Linked DNA regions of Homo sapiens: regions 1 and 2 are each linked to region 3. A link is a loop called in an ENCODE intact Hi-C map of the cell type or tissue named here. Cell type or tissue: endothelial cell of umbilical vein. All regions are shown on one strand. Each heading gives the region's core, and the rest is flanking DNA. Links, peaks and the distances in the headings are about the cores only.

Evidence for each region. A loop is a pair of places that touch in the nucleus more often than their neighbours do. Peaks named below come from ENCODE experiments on the same cell type or tissue, not always from the same donor. Only the 100,000 strongest peaks of a DNase experiment are listed, where the experiment ranks them.
Region 1: it touches region 3 in a loop (3-fold over the local background); 17 of 110 quality-filtered maps call a loop at or near these places.
Region 2: it touches region 3 in a loop (2.6-fold over the local background); 5 of 110 quality-filtered maps call a loop at or near these places.

The regions. Positions count from the first base shown.
Region 1 is chr9:94,172,378-94,178,768 of GRCh38, reverse strand. It overlaps MIRLET7A1HG (miRlet-7a-1/let-7f-1/let-7d cluster host gene), which reads right to left. Exons shown (of 5, transcript NR_170278.1): 2 at 2,804-2,904. MIRLET7A1 (microRNA let-7a-1) reads right to left here and starts at 2,812; the gene lies at 2,733-2,812. MIRLET7F1 (microRNA let-7f-1) reads right to left here and starts at 2,422; the gene lies at 2,336-2,422. LINC02603 (long intergenic non-protein coding RNA 2603) reads left to right here. Exons shown (of 3, transcript NR_160773.1): 3 at 1,038-2,200. In endothelial cell of umbilical vein, for the core only: no CTCF peak of the experiment used is centred there; a DNase peak (open chromatin) is centred at 2,898; H3K27ac peaks cover 1,063 bases.
Region 2 is chr9:94,136,012-94,142,402 of GRCh38, reverse strand. No RefSeq gene overlaps it. Among named protein-coding and RNA genes, the nearest start is that of MIRLET7A1HG, 27 kb to the left of the region's middle. RefSeq lists an enhancer at 1,132-1,301. In endothelial cell of umbilical vein, for the core only: no CTCF peak of the experiment used is centred there; a DNase peak (open chromatin) is centred at 2,352; H3K27ac peaks cover 1,836 bases.
Region 3 is chr9:94,062,078-94,068,468 of GRCh38, reverse strand. It overlaps a transcript of PTPDC1 not described here. Among named protein-coding and RNA genes, the nearest start is that of PTPDC1, 19 kb to the left of the region's middle. In endothelial cell of umbilical vein, for the core only: a CTCF peak has its summit at 2,849 (motif pointing left); a DNase peak (open chromatin) is centred at 2,788.

The DNA.
Region 1 (6,391 bases), core at 396-5,395, 110 kb before region 3:
TAGGTCATGTTCTTTGAGTTTTGTTTCTAATTCAAACTAATCAGAATTCTTTAACTAATGCTTTTGAAAAGTTATCTGGCCATATGACCTTGGTAAAAAGCCACAAATACATTTGCTTAAAATCCAACCTCAAGTCACAAACGAACAAGAAAGTAATGACATCAGAGGATGTAAGCCAGTAGTCTAATACTCAGCCCACCACGTATTACTGGAGTCGCTGACTTTTAACATTTAATTATCAATTTTTTTTTTGGACAGTCTCGCTCTGTCACCCAGGCTGGAGTACAGTGGTGTGATCTCGGCTCACTGCAACCTCTGCCTCCTGGGTTTAAGTGATTCTCCTGCCTCAGCCCCCAGAGTAGCTGGGATTACAGGCGCCCACCACCACGCCCAGCTACTTTTTTGTATTTTTAGTAGAAACAGGTTTTCACCATTTAGGCAGGCTGGTCTCAAACTCCTGACTCAGGTGATCCGCCCACCTTGGCCTCCCCAAAGTGCTGGGATTACCGGCATGAGCCACCACACCCGGCCTAATTTTTGTATCTTTATTAGAGACTGTGTTTCACCAGGCTGGTCAGGATGGTCTTTAACTCCTGACCTCAGGTGCTCCACCCGCCTCAGCCTCCCGAAGTGCTGGGATTAGAGGTGTGAGCCATGGTGCCCAACCCAGTTACCAACATTTAAATATCAAATTTCATAAAATCTCCAGTCTCTCCTGTTAACTGGAAAAGTAGGTGACAATGTATATAAACCCTGCTTGCTACCTATCAACCAGAGCAAATTAATTTACTATATTTGCCAGTTACAACTAGCCCCTCCTGGGCCTCTGATGGTATTTCAGTTTTTGACCCCTGAATTAAAGCAAACAGAAACAAATTCTGATCATGAATTTTATCATCATTAAAAACAAGCTTTCAGAGATAGTCATTCTCTCCATAAAGGCATTTTTAAAGTTTTATTTCGATTTACTTACTCTGCTTAGCTAATAACAATGTCCTTATGTAATTAATAAAATATATAAATTAATTTTTCTCCAGGGCTTAATTATTAGATAAGGATACGTTTCCAACTGAAGGTGGCAACGTTATGCTGGAAGAACATGTCAGGAAGACCACAAAATTTCATGACTGTACTTGCTACACTTTCAGCAGAAGAGTTATACATATTTTCAATTCAACAAAGATTAAGCCAAAAAGAATTCTTAGAACATTCCCACTCTTCTTTGGCACATCAAAAGGCAACAAATGTCATTTTCTCCCATGTTTTTATGTGCAGTTTAGAACAAAGACCAATTATCTATGCAGCTGTCCACAGTGGATAAAACAAAAAGCATACATTTGGTCCAGAGTTAAGTCACCTGGGTTGGGCCCATCCAAGGAAGTTTGATGTTTCTACTCTCATGAAAAGTACCAATGGCACTGCACAGTGATTATCTTAGATATTAAGGATAAACACAAATTTCTCCTTAAATTTCCATTTATTGGAAATGATTGGAGGGAGGGAACTTCTCCCTCACCTCCACACTGCCTCTTTTCCAACTCTTCTTCCAACACAAAATAGTTTAAACAGCAAGCACTTAGAGAGCTTTTAGCCTTGCTTGTTGATTACAAGGCCCAAGTTAGTGTATGGTTTGCCCATCGGAGGAAAGCTAAAACATGGGCCTTCATGGGTATTAAAATTGAAGAAACCTTTTCCAGCATTTTTTCTATTTTCTTTAAAGTAACAACCTATGGACTTCCCCATCTGACATTTTCGAGTGATCCCACTGTGTGAATGAAGGACTACTTCAGGGTTTGAGGGCAAAGCTGAAATCTTAGCAACTTACCAGTGAGCAAAGGTAGAACCCAGAGCCCATCTCTCCTTTTCCAGGCTGCTGAGTAAAGTCTGGCTCAATCAACCTATCAATGAAGCAGTGCTTACAACATTCTCCAAGACCACCCAAAACCCAAACTGGAAATGAATCATGACTAATCTGACTCATTTTGGCTCACACAGTGCCCTTCCAATTTGTATTTACCTTTACCACCCAGGACCTGACCTTGGACATGTGTACCAGGATGTAAGGCAATAAACCTATTCACAATTCCAAAAGGGCCTGGTCCTCTATGAAGATTTCCTGAAGGCTACTTACTTTCTCTACTCATTAAAATTTTTGCTTAACTTCAAATTTCTGAAATATACCATATGTGAAAAATTTAAATGTTAATCTGTGCCTACTGTACTACTTGAACAGAGAAAATTAACTGATAAACTGTAAATACAAAATGTCAAAATTAATTCTTCTGAGTTTTAATATCATCTAAATAAAAAGAAAATAATGCAGCAAGTCTACTCCTCAGGGAAGGCAATAGATTGTATAGTTATCTCCTGAACAGGGTAAAATCACTACCCCACAACTATACAATCTACTACCTCACTCTGATAGAGCAATGTTTTCTTCTGGAATGGAAAGTACAATCTCTTTCGAAAGAAAATTTCAACATAAAATTATCAGCATAAATCAAAATAAAAAAATACATTTATTCTGACACAGAGAAATAAGACAAGAAGCAAAAGGTTTCCCCACCCCCATCCAGTGTACTTGCTACAGACTTTATCTCTAAATTAATTTATTTCCAGGCCATAAACAAATGCTGCACTACATCTCTTTAAGACAAGTTAATCTTAAATATTGTACAATTAGTTAACTGACTTTCTATCAGACCGCCTGGATGCAGACTTTTCTATCACGTTAGGAAAGACAGTAGATTGTATAGTTATCTCCCAGTGGTGGGTGTGACCCTAAAACTATACAACCTACTACCTCATCCCACAGTGAAGAGAACATCCAGGGTGAATGGTGAAAAGGAATCACAGTTGAGCACCACAGGAAGGCTTTTTTTCCTCCTCGGTAATCCTGGTTTCCTGTGTGAGTGATAAGAAAAATAGTATTAGACCATTTTCATTCACTTACGTTGAAAATGAAGTTTAACTGAACATTTTGGCTACATGCATAATCTATGCTGTGGTTTCATTTCCTGTATTTCATTAATAGTATTTTAAATGCTTGGTTATCTGAATCCGCTCCTAAAACCATGTATTTACAAGATTCAGAAATCACCCTCTTACCACCACCTTTTACTATTATTAACTGCTGGTTTTCTTACAGTTCCTACAAATGAAAATGCATGAAATAACTTATCCTTCAAGAAACAACAAAAAATCATTACAGAAAAACATGACAGCCTCTAATTAAAAATCCAATGACTTCAAAACCCAAAAGTCCTGTACATCATGCATAATCCAAATGCACTAACATACAACGAGATAATATAAAAAACACACACAAATAGAAACTAATTTTTAAAGGAACCTACTCATTTATCCCATGCGAGCAAACACTAAGTGGTCTTATTAGGACTAAATCAAAGATAATCACCTGGATCTGATTCAGGGTCAGGATCCTTTCCTTTAGATAGAAAGGTAATATGTGGATTGAAGGCAGAGTCCAAAATCTTTAATAAACCCAAGTAATCTAAACTGTATTATTACCCTTTAATTTACAGACTTCATATTTAGGAGGTAGCTACTACGAAGATTATCTTTTAAGATAGGGACTAAATTTATTTTGTAGTGATTTAGTAACCAAAAGCACTAATTTTTAAAATTACAAAACGTAATAAAAAACATACGGCTCAATATAATAGAATTTAAAGTCTAGAAATAAACCCATACATGGGTCAACTGATTTTCAACCATGACAAGACAATTCAACTGGGAATCGTTTTTTCAACAAATAATGCTGACGGCTGTATAGCCACATGCAAAAAAAATGGATCTGCATTCTTTGTAAACTGGTGTGCAAAACACACATTAAAGTAACTTAAAACAACCTAATTTAATGGTAAAATATTTTAATAGATATTTCACCAAAGATATGACTCATAAGCACAAATGGCCAACAGGCACATGAAAAGATACATTATTCATTAGGATGGCTAATAAGATTAATAAAAGTGTTGACAAGGATGCGGAGAAAATTGGAACCCTTAGATTGCTGGTGGGAATGTGAAATGGTGCAGCTGCTTTGGAGAACAAAACTTGTAGACAAGTCAAACAGTTGTTAAGTGGAATCAGAAACACGTATTTCGTCTTTGTCTCCATTTGAAGATCCTGGCTGGCATACAGCTCCTAAAACCCTCAGAATTTCCTAAGTGATGAATGTCTGTTTAATGCTACTGAGTCGATTGGTGGCTCCTGTAGTTTCAGGAGGGGGATAGTCACCAGAAAGACCAAGGTGTGATTAGAGGGGTGGAACTTTCAGCCTCACCCCCTCAACCTCCAGGTAAAGCAGAGAGGACAGAGAGTAAGCCAATCATCAAAGGCCAATAATGTAATCAATCATGCCTAAGTATGAAACCTCCATAAAAACCCCTTAAGTGTCAGGGTTTGGACAGCTCTGAGTTGAAAAACACATCTTCATGCCAGGAGGCTGGTGTAACCCTAACTCCATAGATACAGAAGCTCCTGTGCTAGGAACCCTCCTGGACTTCAGCTTAAGGACCTCTTCATCTGGCTATTCATTTAAATCCTTTATAATAAACCAGTGATAATGAGTGTCTTCCTGTGTTCTGTAAGCCATCCTAGCAAATTATAGACCCAGTGGAAGAGGTTGTGAAACCCCCTAATTTATAGCTGGTTGGTTAAAAATTCAGGTAGAAACCTGCATCTGAAGCGGGGGCAGTCTTACGTGTTTGAGCCCTCAACCTGTGAAGTTTGTACTAACTTCAGGTAGTTTCAGAATTAAATTTAATTGTAGGACACTCTGTTGGTGTCGAGTTGAAGAATTGATTGTTGGTGTCAGAACTGGTTAGTGATGAGTAAAAAACAGTTCACCATATGACCCAGCAATTCCATTTCTAGGTATATACTCTAGAGAACTGAACATGGCTGGGTGTGGTGGTGCAGGCTTATGGTCCCAGCTGAGTTACTCAGGAGGTTGAGGCAGGAAGATTGCTTGAGCCTAGGAGTTAAAGGTTGCAGTAAGCTATGACCACACCACTGCACTCCAGTCAGAGCAAGAGAGTGAGACCCTGCCCCTCCCCGCAAAAAAAAAGGGCAAGAGAATTGAAAAAACGTGTATTTGAATGTTCACAGCATTACTCATTTGGAGTCAATAAAAACCAGGGTTCAAATCCTGGCCCTACTAATTCTCTGCCATTGAAATCTTGCAAAAGAAATTTAGCCGAAGTCCCTCAGCTTTCCTAGCTGCAGTATCAACACGTCTGTAACAAAAAGGGAAAGATTTATTAATACCATATATCCAAAATATGTAAGGTCCAACTACTTCATCATCTCTAGATGAAAACTGGTGGTAAGAAGCTTAATAACTTGCCCCAAATTAGAGACAGTACTGCATCACTAAACTATACTACATTTGAGACCATTTCAATTCTACAAGGCCAGGTTATGCAAACTAGGAACTCACAGACACACTTGTCCCTAACGTCAGGCCCTTTATAAGCCAAAATATTTCCCATGAATCAGCACTGTCCTTACTTTTATTTTTTTAGAGACGAGGTCTTGCTCTGTCACCCAGGCTGGAGTGCAACCGTGTGATCTTGGCTCCTGAAACCTCCGCCTCCTGGGTTCAAGCGATTTTCCTGCCTCAGCCCCCCAAGTAGCTGGGATTATAGGCATCCACCATCACGCCCAGCTCATTTTTGTATTTTTAGTAAAGACGGGGTTTCACCATGTTGGCCAGGCTGGTCTCGAACTCCTGACCTCAGGTGATCTGCCTGCCTGCCTGCCTTCGCCTCTCAAAGTGCTGGGATTACAGGCGTGAGCCACTGCACCCGGCCTAGTCCTTACTTTTAAAACAATAACAGCCAAAAAAAAAAAAAAAAAAACCAAAACCAAAACCAACCAAACAACAGCAACGAAAAAAAACAGCTAAAAGAAAAAGCATCTGGTACTTCTACTACAATCCTCAACCTCCTACCGATTTTCTCATTTAAAACATGTTTGAATCCTCATCAAACATTCAAAAACACATTTTTTTTCCAACCTTGGTGTCACATGCTTACTTTGTATTATTCTTTCTCAATCCAGCTATGTAAATAAATACCATATTGCTAGAAAGCATTCTGGTAATTTACATACCAAGTGCTATTAACATGACCCTCAATTTTTTGAAAAGTATATGTATATAAGTAATCCAATAAATAATATTGTTCACAAATCAATACTTACTCTAATATGTTATTTTATTATATACATGAACTGATTTTATAATCTAATGGTTCCCAGCCTGCAGTTTAGAAAACACTGATTACAGCAAATGGTGGAAACTAAAACCAAACAGCCGAGCAATGTTCAGTTAGGGCCAGCTCTCATAAACACTGAACATAAT
Region 2 (6,391 bases), core at 417-5,416, 74 kb before region 3:
GGTACAGGAGGCAGCAGGACAGCCAGCCTTCATCCTGGTGGCCCTGGGGCAGGACAAGCTCCAGGGCCTTGTGTTTGGCTCTGGGTGGTGAATGCCAGCTCCCAGGCCACAGCGGCTGGGAGGGATGGGCGCAGTGGGGTGACCCCTCCCCAGGAGGCAGTGAGGGGTGTGGGCAGCACTGACAGTTGGGCCAGGAGGAGGAGTAGGACCCAGAAAAGGGGTCAGACAGCCAGAGGGGCCAAGGGAGGAGAGCGGGCAGTAAGTCTACACTGCTTCTGAGGTCAGAGGGAGCAGGGGACCTGGAACCTCAGACATGACCAGTGACTGGTTCCAGAGAGGCCAGATGCCTGGGGATTCAGGGACAAGGGCAAAGGTGGTGGGAGCGCAACCGAGGGAGGGGACACGCAGGCTGGCAGGGGGGCAAATGAGGGGGCAGAGAGGGGGAGGTCTGCCCCACACCCCTGCGCCCCTGTCCAGAGGCCGCCCGACTTAAATGGAGGTGGACCCTTTCCTGACTCTGTGGAACCTGTTCCATTCCTGCCTGTAGCTCATGATGCTGATGTGGTTTTGCCTCGTTGCAATTTTCTCCACACTGTAGAATCTCCTGTAGAATCTCCTTGTAGCAGATTCTTCTCCTCCTCTGCTCCCCTTGGACACCAGCGGGCTCTGCGGGTCTGGGGAAATCTTTGTCCTGAGCCACCCTTGCCTCCCAGGAGCCCGCAGTTGTCTGGGGCAGCATGCTCACTGCAGGAAGTGAGTGCTGTCTGAGGAGAAGAATTTGCCAAGTTCTCAGACTAAGAGAAGGTCACTGGCCTGGGGTCTGGGGAAGTGCATGGAGAAAATTCCTCTGAAGTGGGCCAGGAGGGCAGATGTCACCGGGGGAAGGGTGGAAACACAGCAGAAGTGAGGTCTCAGAGGTGAGGGGACTGTGCTGTGCGGGATGATGCGACATTGGCCCCCACTGTGGGGGACAAGCTGGACTCCAGCTGGGACCCATTTTGGTACCTATCAGACAAAGCCAGGGAAACCATGGGACTTGGAAGTGGGGAAAGAATGTGGAGGATGCGTCTTTAGACAGGCCCTGAGGGGTGTGGAGGGAAGTGGAAAGAGACCCAGAGACTGACCCAGGGTTGGAGACAGGGAGTTGGAACTGAAAGACATTTGCCCAAGAATCTGTAGACAAATTGAATGGCTGGGGGTGTGGCCAGCTGACTTCACACAAAGAGAAAGATAAAAGTGATTTTCTTGGGGTCAAGAGAGGATGCCAAATTAGAAGACAGGTCTCTGAACTCCTGGAACCCGATTACCAGGATGTCTGTGGTTAAAAACCTCGGACAGAGCCATCCATGCAGATGGTGGAATGGGAACAGGCTTAATGCCAGGGTTGCTCTCACCCCCGGCCCAGCTGGAGAGAGGCCCTCTGCATGTTTGGAAATGCTGGCCTCTAGGCACATTTCTATCCTTTAAAGAGAGAATACACACGTGTTCCAGCTTTGCTAGTGGTCCCTCCCCAGAGGCTCCACATCTCAACAGCCCAGGCCCTGGGATGGGGAGCAGAGGACCTGGCCCAACCTGTAGGGCTGCGGATGGTCTTGGGACCGTGGCACATTCTTGGAGGCCTGGCATGACTGAGATCAGGTATTTCACCTGCCTGGGGAGAGATGGGGGCTTGAAGTCTACACTGAGTTGGTTTAAAGAAAGAGAAGAAATGCGCTACTCTTGCTCACCTGTTTGTGGACTGTTTTAAAAAGTGGGGGTTGGGGCTGTTTGAAATTTGCCACCAGAATGACTCACTGACTTTATTTCTACCCCAACCTCTCCCTACAGTCCGTGGACAAAGGATGATTTGGCTTTTCAGAATGAAAGGCCGGGAGTGCTAGTATCTATTGTTTTGTTGTCCAGAATTCTTGTCCCTCTATTTTCTGCATACAAATCCACGAGTCATGTCCCCTCCTCTGTGGAGCCTTCTCTGCCTTCCCAGAGGGCTCTTGGCCTCACATGACCTGGTATGTTCCCGGTAAGAAGCCATCTGGCCTGGGGCTGCAGTCTGTTCCCAGAGCTTGCCTCCCCACTTAGTTGAACTGCTGAGGAGCCGACGCAGCCCGTGGTCCATTTGTGTCCCTAAGCCCAGGAAGGACTCTAAGATGCTCCATAATGAAGTGCTGAATGAATGGCTCCAGCGGGAGGGAACTTAGCTGGCTCTGTATTTCATTCAAATCTTGAGTCCATGGCTCTGATACAGTCCATTCTAAGGTACCGTTTCCCATTTGCCTGAAGGATTATTTTACACGTGGGGTTTCTTCATGACTCAGTTTCTGGGCAGTAGCCAGCAGGCGCTCCGGGTTAGAATTCCTGTGGAGGAGGACTTCTGAGCGCCATTCTGACCTCCTGGCCTGCCCTGCGGAAGTCAGACAGGCTGAAATCTTTCTTAAGCTCTTTAATTAAATCAAGATTTTTTTTGTTTTGGTCTTCAAATTAGTTTGCCAATGCCGATTGTCAAAACTTTAAACTGTTGACAAAAAAATAACTATGTGGCTATACCAGCTAAATCTCATCTGTGACTTTTAAATATAGAAAGCAGGAAGACAAACATCTGGTAATAGAGGTTGTGTTCTGAATGGGCGGTGGCCAAAAAAAAAAAAAAAAAAAAAAAACCCAAAGAAGCATTAGTCAGAGTCTAGAAAAATAGTGTGTTACTTTTACCAAGTAATATTTAGAGACAGGACTGAGGAGGGAATGTAAGACATCTGTTAAAAAGCAGATTTTTTCCAAACACAGTCCTTTAGAAATTCTTAGGAAAAACATTTTAAATAAAAATAAATTTCAGTTCATTTAAAGATATTTTAGATTGTAAAAACAAAGCTCCTACTGTAAAAATATTACAACTCATAGAGGTTTGCTGAAGATTCAGAATCAACAAACATCAGAACTCAGTTGTGAGCTAGAAAATTTTTTCTAACTTTAAAAAATAATACAGTTAATATGTCGGCACATTTGTGCCATAAAAATTCAAATGATAGTTAAAGCTCAAGTTCCCCTTGTATATAACAACCCTTCCCAGAGCCCTCCCCAGAGAAAACCACCATCATTATGTTACAGTAGGTAGTCAGGCAGACATGAGCAGGGCAGGAGAGGGCCTCCAGGGGTGGGAGGGAATGTCAGGCAACCATCAGGTGATGGTCAGGCGGTTATTTATTTATTTGAGACAGAGTCTCACTCTGTGTTGCCCAGGCTGGAGTGCAGTGGCGCGATCTCAGCTCACTGCAACCTCCGCCTTCTGGGCTCAAGCGATTCTCCTGCCTCAGCTTCCCAAGTAGCTGGGACTACAAGCATGTGCCACTTCGCCTGGCTAATTTTTGTATTTTTAGTTGAGACGGGGTTTCACCATGTTGGCCAGGGTAGTCTTGAACTCCTGGTCTCAAGTGATCTGCCTGCCTTGGTCTTCCAAAGTGCTGGGATTACAGGCATAAGCCACCTTGCCCAGCCAAGAGATAGTTTAAATTTAAAAAAAAATTCTCTTATTTATTTCTTTTTCTTTCCCTCTCTGTTTCCTGCTTCCTACTTTGGCCTTCAGAAATGCAAATATAATCTTCACCTCCCCTCACCAGACACTACCTACAAGGCAAATTCATCTAACTATGTGCTCCAAGACAGTTGACAGTTGATTTGCAGACTGAAACATACCCCATGGAACTCTCACCTCCAGGGGATTGCCTCAGAACTTGTACCCATGCAGAGGGCATGTCAAAAGCATGCTGGTGTGGCCACGTTTACAACTTATTTTTGCCCAAGAAGGTGCCAACTCAACTGTTGGATAGATAAGTCACCAAGCTAGCATTGGGACCCCCTGCCCATGCACACTTCACCCCCTACCTTTCTTTTTTTTTTTTGAGACAGAGTCTCACTCTGTCGCCCAGGCTGGAGTGCAGAGGCGTGATCTCAGCTCACTGCAACCTCCGCCTCCTGGGTCCCGGTTCAAGCAATTCTCCTGCCTCAGCCTCCCAAGTAGCTGGGATTACAAGAACACACCACCATGCCTAGCTAATTTTTGTATTTTTAGTAGAGACGGGGTTTTCCCACGTTGGTCAGGCTGGTCTCGGATTCCTGACCTTGGGATCCACCCGCCTCGGCCTCCCAAAGTGTTGGGATTACAGGCATGAGCCACTGCGCCCGGCCCACGGCCTACCTTATAAAAGTTTTCTGCTCCAAAAGTGAAGCAGCACATTTAAAGTCACGGCGCCTTGTGCCTCTTTCCATAAGCTAGCTTTGGAATAAATTCACTTGTTTTGTACCAGATCTCACTTTGTTAATTGGATACTGTGTGTGGCAAGCAACTAACCTGCTTTTCAGTTATGATCATGCCTCCTTCCTCTCCCTTCCCCACCTCCAGGCAACCACAGATCAGCTATCTGTCACTACAGATTACTTTGCATTTTCTAGAGTTTCATATAAATGAAATTACAAAGTATATAATTCTTTTTTTGTCTAGAGTCTTTCACTCAGCATAATTAGGTTGAAATTCATTCCTGTTGTATGTGTTAATAACTTATTCTTTTTAAATTGCTAGATAGTATTTCACCTATTTTTATAACCACAGTTAGTTTATCTGTTCACCTGTTCATGGATGTTTGTGTTATTTCCAGTTTTTGGCTATTCCACATAAAGCTGCTGTGAACACTCATGTACAAGTCTTTGTAGGGATATATGTATTTTTTTTCTTTTGGGTAAATGCCTAGGAGTGGAATTGTTATTGGAAAGGGATCCTGATCCAGACCCCAAGAAAGGGTTCTTGGATCTCTCGCAAGAAAGAATTCGAGGTCAGTGCATAAAGTGAAAGCAAGTTTATTAAGAAAGTAATGGAATAAAAGAATGGCTACTCTATAGGCAGAGCAGTCCTGAGGGCTACTGGTTGCCCATTTTTATGATTATTTCTTGATGATATGCTAAACAAGGGGTGGATTATTCATGCCTCCCCTTTTTAGACCATATAGAGTAACTTTCTGACATTGCCATGGCATTTGTAAACTGTCATGGTGTAGGTGGGAGTGTAGCAGTGAGGGTGACCAGAGATCACTCTTGTTGCCATCTTGATTTGGTGTTTTAGCCAGCTTCTTTACTGCAGCCTGTTTTATCAGCAAGGTCTTTATGACCTATATTTTGTGACTACCTCCTATCTCATCCTGTGACTTAGAATGCCTTAACCTCCTGGGAATGCAGCCCAGTAGGTCTCAGCCTCATTTTACCCAGTTCCTATTCAGGATGGAGTTGGCTCTGGTTCAAATGCCTCTGACAGAATGGCTGGATCATATAAGGTATTGCCAAACCATTTTCTAAATGGATTGGGCCATTTTATATTCCCACTGGAAGTGGATGAGAGTTTCCATTTCATTATATCCTCATCAACACTTGGTATGGTCGGTCTTTTAAATTTTAACCATTCTAAAGTGTGTATTTCTCTAAAGCTAATGACGTTTTAATTTGCATTTCTCTAATGACTAATAGTGCCTATTTTCATGTGTTTATTTATCAACTGTATATCTTTGTTGGTCTATTCAAATCTTTTGGACTCTTAAAAGTTTGGGCTGCTCTTTTTTTCTTACTGTTGAATTTTGAGAGCTTTCATATAGTCTGGATGCAAGTCCTTTAACAGATATATGCTTTGCAAAGATTCTTTCCTAGTCTGTGGATTGTCTTCTCGTTCTTCTCATAGAGCAGTTAAGTTTTTTTGTTTTTGTTTTTGTTTTCATTCTCTCTCAGTGTCTTTTGAGGAACAAACTTTAAATTTTGATGTAGTTCAATTTACCAACCTGTTCTTATGGATTGTACTTTTGGTGTTGCATCTCACAAATCTTGAGCTAACCCAAGGCCACACATGTTTCTCTCATGTTTTCTTCTAAAAATTTTATAATTTTAGATTTTACATTTAGGTTTATGATCCTTTTTGAGTTGATTTTTTAATATGGTGAACGATATACATCCAAGTTCTTTTATATATCTATAAATGTCTAATTGTCCCAGCACCATTTGTTGAAAGACTATCTTTTCTCAGACAGGTGAGGTGGCTCACGATTGTAATACCAGCACTTTGGGAGGCCAACGTGGGAGGATGGTTGAGGGCAGGAGTTCAAGCCTGGCCCAGTCAACCCAGTGAGACCCTCATATCTACAAACAAAACAAAACAAAAAATCACTATCCTTTCTCTACTCCTTTGCCTTTGTACCTTTGTCAAAAATCATGTGTCCATATATGCATGGGTCTTTTTCTAGAATCCTTATTCTGTTCCATTAATCTATCTATATACCAAAACCACTCAGTATTGATTACTGTAGTTTTATAATAGTTCTTGAAATCAGGTAGTGTTAGCCCTCCAATTTTGTTCTTTTTCAAAGTT
Region 3 (6,391 bases), core at 633-5,632:
CATAATCTCAGTCTTATCATGAGGAAACAGCAGACAAACCCAAACTGAGGAACATGTTACAAAAAAAAAATTGTCTATAATCTTAAAAAATGTTAAGGTCATAAAGGTCAAGAAAGGAGTGACTAGGGCCTTTGAAAGGGATTTAAAAAACATTACCAGAATCATTTTCCTATTAAAGGATATTATTGGGACTGCTGACAAAACTTGAATGGGGGTCTCTGAGTGAACAGAATGTAGGAGTTCTTTTGTGTGCTTTTCTTGTACCTTTACTGTAAGTTTGAAATTATTTCAAAATAAAAAAATTAACATCACAAAAAGCAAGACAATCATACAGCCTGGGCATCCTGAGGGAGGAATATAGCACTGCCCATGAAACAGTCTTGTTAATTAAAAAAAATCTGACTAGACTCTACATCTATCTACCAATTTATAGAAAATATCATGTCGATATTATCAGCAAAATACAGGTTGTGGCAAACTCCACAAGGCAAAAAAACCTGTTTTCTCCAACAAATAAACTGTAAGGAAAAAGAGACAGAGGGAAGCCCAAGTTTAAAAGAGATTGAAAGCCGGGCACGGTAGCTCACGCCTGTAATCCTAACACTTTCAGAGGCTGTGGTAGGTGGATCACCTGAGGCCAGGAGTTTGAGACCAGCCTGGCCAATATGGCTAAACCCTGTCTCTACTAAGAAAACAAAAATTAGCCAGGCATGGTGGCGCATGCCTGTAATCCCAGCTACTCGGGAGGCTGAAACATGAGAATCGCTTGAACTTGGGAGGCAGAGGTTACAGGGAGCTGAGATGGTGCCACTGCACTCCAGCCTGGGAGACAAAAAAGAAAAGAGATTGAAGCTAAATAGCAACCAATTACAATGTATTGACTTTTTTTGGATCCCAATTCAAACAAATTATACACACACAATATATACATGTATAATTATATCTATGGTATATCTATAAGACAATTAGAAAATTGAACACTGTTTAGATATTTGATGATATCAAGTAAATAATGTTGATTATTTGAGGTATGGTAGTAATAATGTGGTTTATTATTATTATTATTATTTTTTTTTTTTGAGATGGAGTCTCACTCTGTCACCCAGGCTGGAATGCAGTGACATGATCTTGGCTCCCTGCAACCTCTACCTCCCGGGTTCAAGCAATTCTCCTGCCTCAGCCTCTCGAGTAGCTGGGATTACAGGCATACGCCACCATGCTCGGCTAATTTTTTTGTATTTTTAGTAGAGATGGGGTTTCACCATATTGGCCAGGCTGGTCTCGAACTCCTGATCTTATGATCCACCCACCTCAGTGTCCCAAAGTGCTGAGATTACAGGCGTGAGCTACCGCGCCCAGCCAATGATGTGGTTATTTAACAAAATGACGCGATGCCTTGAGTTTGCTTCAAAGTAATACTGATGCAGGGAACTGAGTGAGAGAAGTGAGTGGCTGAGATTGTTAAAGCTGGGTTATGGTACATATTTGAGGGATGATGCATATATGGGGGATGATACAAATATGGGGATCTTTATTTTATTCTGTATACTTTTGTGTTTGAAATTTTCTGTAATAAAAGTTTTTTTATTTTTTATTTTTTAATTTTTTTATGGCCGGGCATGGTGGCTCACTTCTGTAATCGCAGCAGTTTGGGAGGCTGAGGCAGGCGGGTCATTTGAGGTCAGGAGTTCAAAACCAGCCTGGCCAACATGGTGAAACCCCATCTCTACTAAAAACACAAAAATGAGCCGGGCGTGGTGGCATGCACCTGTGGTCCCAGCTACTCAGGAGGCTGAGACAGGAGAATCTCTTGAACCTGAGAGGCGGAGGCTGCAGTGAGCCAAGATTGCATCACTGCCCTCCAGCCTAGGCAACAGAGTGAGACGCCATCTCAAAAAATAAAAAAAAAGTAAATTTTTTTTAAGTAGTAGAATCAAGATTTAACTCTAGTTCTGTCTCACTCCACAGCTACTTCTTGATAAGTTTTCTGTTTTCCTTTAAAAATAAATACTTTATGTATCCCCCCAATTAAATTTTCCCATGAATCATTATATAACATTTAAAAAAATACTTCCCATCCACAAACATAATAAAGTATAACTATCTTTATAGATGAGATATGCTTTAATAAAATTAGCTATAAAGCAGATGTTATTTGTCTAGATTTTTTCCTAATTAAAAATTAGCTGCATTTATACTAAGAGGAAAATTTTAATTAAAAAATGTTTTTTGGAAAGGTAAAAATCAGCATACCTAGTGGATCACAATACAGGTGGTACAACCTTCCTGGGGGTATTTGGAAATATGCCGGGTTTTTTCATTGTCACTGGAACCTGGGGATGCTACTGGATTTAGTGGTAGGGGTCAGAGATGCTATATGTCTTAGGTGCTCAGAGCTCTCCAGCACAACAAAGAGTTGTCCCACCCGCAAAGCCAACAGAATTGCCATTGAGAAACACCAACTAAGAGGTAACATTTACAACAGAAGAAAGAAAAGGGAAAAAGGTTTGTCTGACTCAGACTTGTTGGCTGAAGAGTTACTCAGGGGGAAAGAAACATTATTCTAGAAGGGAAGCAGCCACTAGACATCTAGAAGGGAAGCAGCCACTAGACATCATTCTTGTGTTTGTTTTAGACAGTACTTCTTTCTAAGACCAGGGAAACTAACACATTAAGTCTGGCACCTAGAAGCTGTCCACAAATGGTAGTTACCAGTAGTATTAGTGCCTCTAGGGCCAAACACAGCAAAGACAGATGAAGGAGTATCTACAAGCATACGGAGTTTAGACAAGATGAGAAGTGGGAAACAATGGTTTTCTTGATGAGAGAGAACGCCCCCTGGTGGAGTGGTCAGATTCCAGCAAGAACACAACAGAACTGACTTGTTCCTAGCAAGTGTTGAACTCAATACCTTTAGTTAGACCCTTACTCCTTTACTCTTCTTCCTATCATCTAATCCATACTTAGGGGAGAAATCCTTCAAAGTTCTCCATACAGTAGGACTAAAGTGAAGGTGGGCAAAGCCCCAAGGGGGCAGTTAGAAAATACTGCAAGTGGTACTGCCAAGAGAAATTACTTAACATCTCCCTTGGCTAACTGCCGGTGGTGGTAGCAAGACCAGCAATATCTAAAGCAGAAGCAGGGAGGCTCCCAGCTCAGAGCTTGTGATGGTCAGGACGAGTAAAGGGCAAATGTGGTAGTAAGAGTTCAAGTCACGACACTTGTCCTTGCCTGGGGTGTCATATAAAAAGCAAAATGGCATGGGAGAAAAGACACTGGGAGAAGTAGGGCTGGAGTGCTTCTGGATGTGCTAAGTGGCACTTACAACTAATGAAAGGAGAACAAAATTAAAGTTTGATTCATAAGTAGGCCTTTGATGATAGGAACAAATGCATAATCTCAGCTGATGATAATTATGCAGGAGACAAACACTGTTTGCAATACTCCTTCTTAAAAGGCCAAGGCCATTATTCAGGATTTTGAAAAGGAATTCTAACAGGCCAAGATGGTAAGGCAGTAAGTAATACTTGCAACCTGGGATTCCAATATGAAGAAGAGAGCCTTTTCTTTTGTGTCCATTCATATAGCTACTTTTATTAAATGCCAGCTTGCACAGAGAGACAAAAAGTGTATTAAAGAGACATTACCTTTCATGTTTGCAACACACTCGCTGTTATTCACCAAGGTAGAATATGGTTGTTCATTCTGAGGCAAGACTCCTGCAGCCATGGTAGTCTGTTGGAAAAAAAATTATTTTTTGAAAGTTTGCCTTGGGACAGTCATTTATTAATCACCCAAAATATGGCTAGACCTTTGTTATCCAATGCTGCAGTCACTGGCCAAGTGGCAGATACTTGAAATATGGCTAGTCAGGTTGAGATGTGCTGTTAAGTGTAAAATACACACAAGATGCTGAAAATTTAACACAAAAAATACAATGTAAAATACCTCAATAATTTTTACATTAATTACACATGCTAAATTTCATGGCTAACAGATTATTGTATTGCTCAAATGATACAGTTTCCATTGAGAAAAGTTAATTAAATCTTCTTAGATGTCAAAAAACCAAAAATTATACTTATTAAGTTATTTCTATGTGCCAGACACCAGTATTAAGTCACTTTTTTCTAAAAAGAACTCTACGAAGTAGCTATCATCCCCTATTTTAAAGGGGTAGAAGTCATGTCAGTAGGATTAACACACACTAAGTAGTAGGGTGGTAGTTAATCCCATCTTTCAGCTTCCAGTTCAGTTTTTTCAATTAGTACACAGCTGCGGATGAAAGAAATTCTAATAAAGATGATCTCAACATTTTTGAGCTTCCAGATAAACAACTGTGTAATTCAACTTTGTAGTTCCTAAGTGTACCTCAATGTAAATATTGATGAAAACAAAACTCAGTTGTGGAATTTTATAAATGACAAAACTATTTCCATAAAATGCAAGCACATAACCCAGAAAAGTTTATGGAGTTGACTGTGATACAAGATAAAATAACACGATTCAAACGTTTTTTCTAAATAATGATTTTAATAATTTTCTTGGCAAAACCATGTTTACGGTTTGAACATCTATTATTGGGAGGTCAAATATTATACTTTTATTAGCTTATTAAATGGCTATGAATTTTATTTAAAGGCAATAAAAACTTGTTGAAATTCTTGTACCAATAAATCTACAATGGTAATTAAATCCAGCCCTAATTAATATTTTTCTTTGGTGCACTGGATCATTCCTCTGAGAAAAAAGTCACTTCTCAAATCTCAGTGATTCTTTGAGAATTTCAAGTTCACTAAAATTTTACTTCTAAAAGCAATCTTTATACGCTCAAAAAAGTACAAAATTTAAAATCTAAAATCCTATTTGATAAAGCTGTTTCCCTTCAAAAGAAATACAGGAATTAAAATCACAGGGGTGATCTAAAGTGAAATTAAAAAGAATGCTTCCTGAAATATTAATAATGTCACACACCAGGTATCATACTAATTAATGCAAAATTTTATAATGTGCATAGTATTTCAAATGAACGTTACATAAAGACATTAAGTAAAGGGACTAATGGAACAAGTTGTTCCAGGAAATTCATTAGCAAAAACTTAATTTGAAAGGATATCCATTAAGATTAGACTTAGATAAAACATTTTTTACCATATTTTAAAATTTGGACTATTTTCTTAAAACATTTTGATGAGAAAAACAATTATCACCATATTAGAATCATGGAATTTTGGAGCAGCTGGGACGCTAGCCCTGGCTATTTTGTATATAAGAAGTTATGAACCATGTCCCAGAGAAGGTCCTGCCTTGTCCCACATGATACAGCATGGAGAGTGACAGAGCATGCTGGTGACAAACTTGGACCAGTCATCACTTTTTTTGTGAAGCTTTCCCTGCCCTCACTCTTTGCTCTTCAGCTATAATGTAATGAAACATGTATACCTGACAGTCTCCCCTGTAGACCATGGGGTCATGAGGATGAGTTATGACTGGTTCACCTTTATGTCTCTAGAGAATGGAAAAGCCAGTATATAGGTACCCTCGTGACACAACTGTCAAACTGAAATGGACCATATTAGACTGAGTTCCTTGAGTCTATTCACGTCTTATTTATCTCTGTATCCTAAAGCCTACCGAAAACATGTCTAATATGGTTTGGATCTGTGTCCCCACCCAAATCTCATGTCAAATTGTGTTCCCCAGTGTTGGAGGTGGGGCCTGTGGGAGATGACTGGATCATAAGGATGGATCCTTCATGAATGGTTTTGCATCATCTCCTTGATGTTGTGGTAGAGTTCTCATGATATCTGGTTGTTTAAAAGTGTGTAGCACCTCCCCGCCCTTCCTCCTGCTCCTGCTCCCACTTTGCCTTCCACCATGAGGCCTCCCCAAAAGCAGATGCTGCCATGCTTCCTGCACAGCCTGCAGAACCATGAGGCAATCAGACCTCTTTTCTTTAGAAATTACCCAGTTTCATGTATTTCTTTATAGCAATGCGAGAATGGACTAATAAAGATACTTGAAAATGTGGAGGCAGCTTTGGAACTGGGTAATGGGCAGAGGTTGGAAGAGTGGGAAGGGGTCAGAAGACTGGAAGATGAGGGAAAATTTGGAACTTCCTAGAGACTTGTTGAATGGTTGTAACTAAAATGCTGATAGTGATATGGAAAGTGAAGGCCAGGCTGAGGAGGTCTCAGATGGAAATGGGGAATTTACTGGGAACTGGAGCAACAGTCACTTTTGTTAAACCTTGGCAAAGAGCTTGGCTGGATTGTGCCCCTGCCCTAGGTATCTGTGGAACTTTGAACTTGAGAGAGAATTTAGGGTATCTAGTGGAAGAAATTTCTAAGCAGCAAAACATTCAAGAAGTCACCCGGCTGCTTCTAAAAGC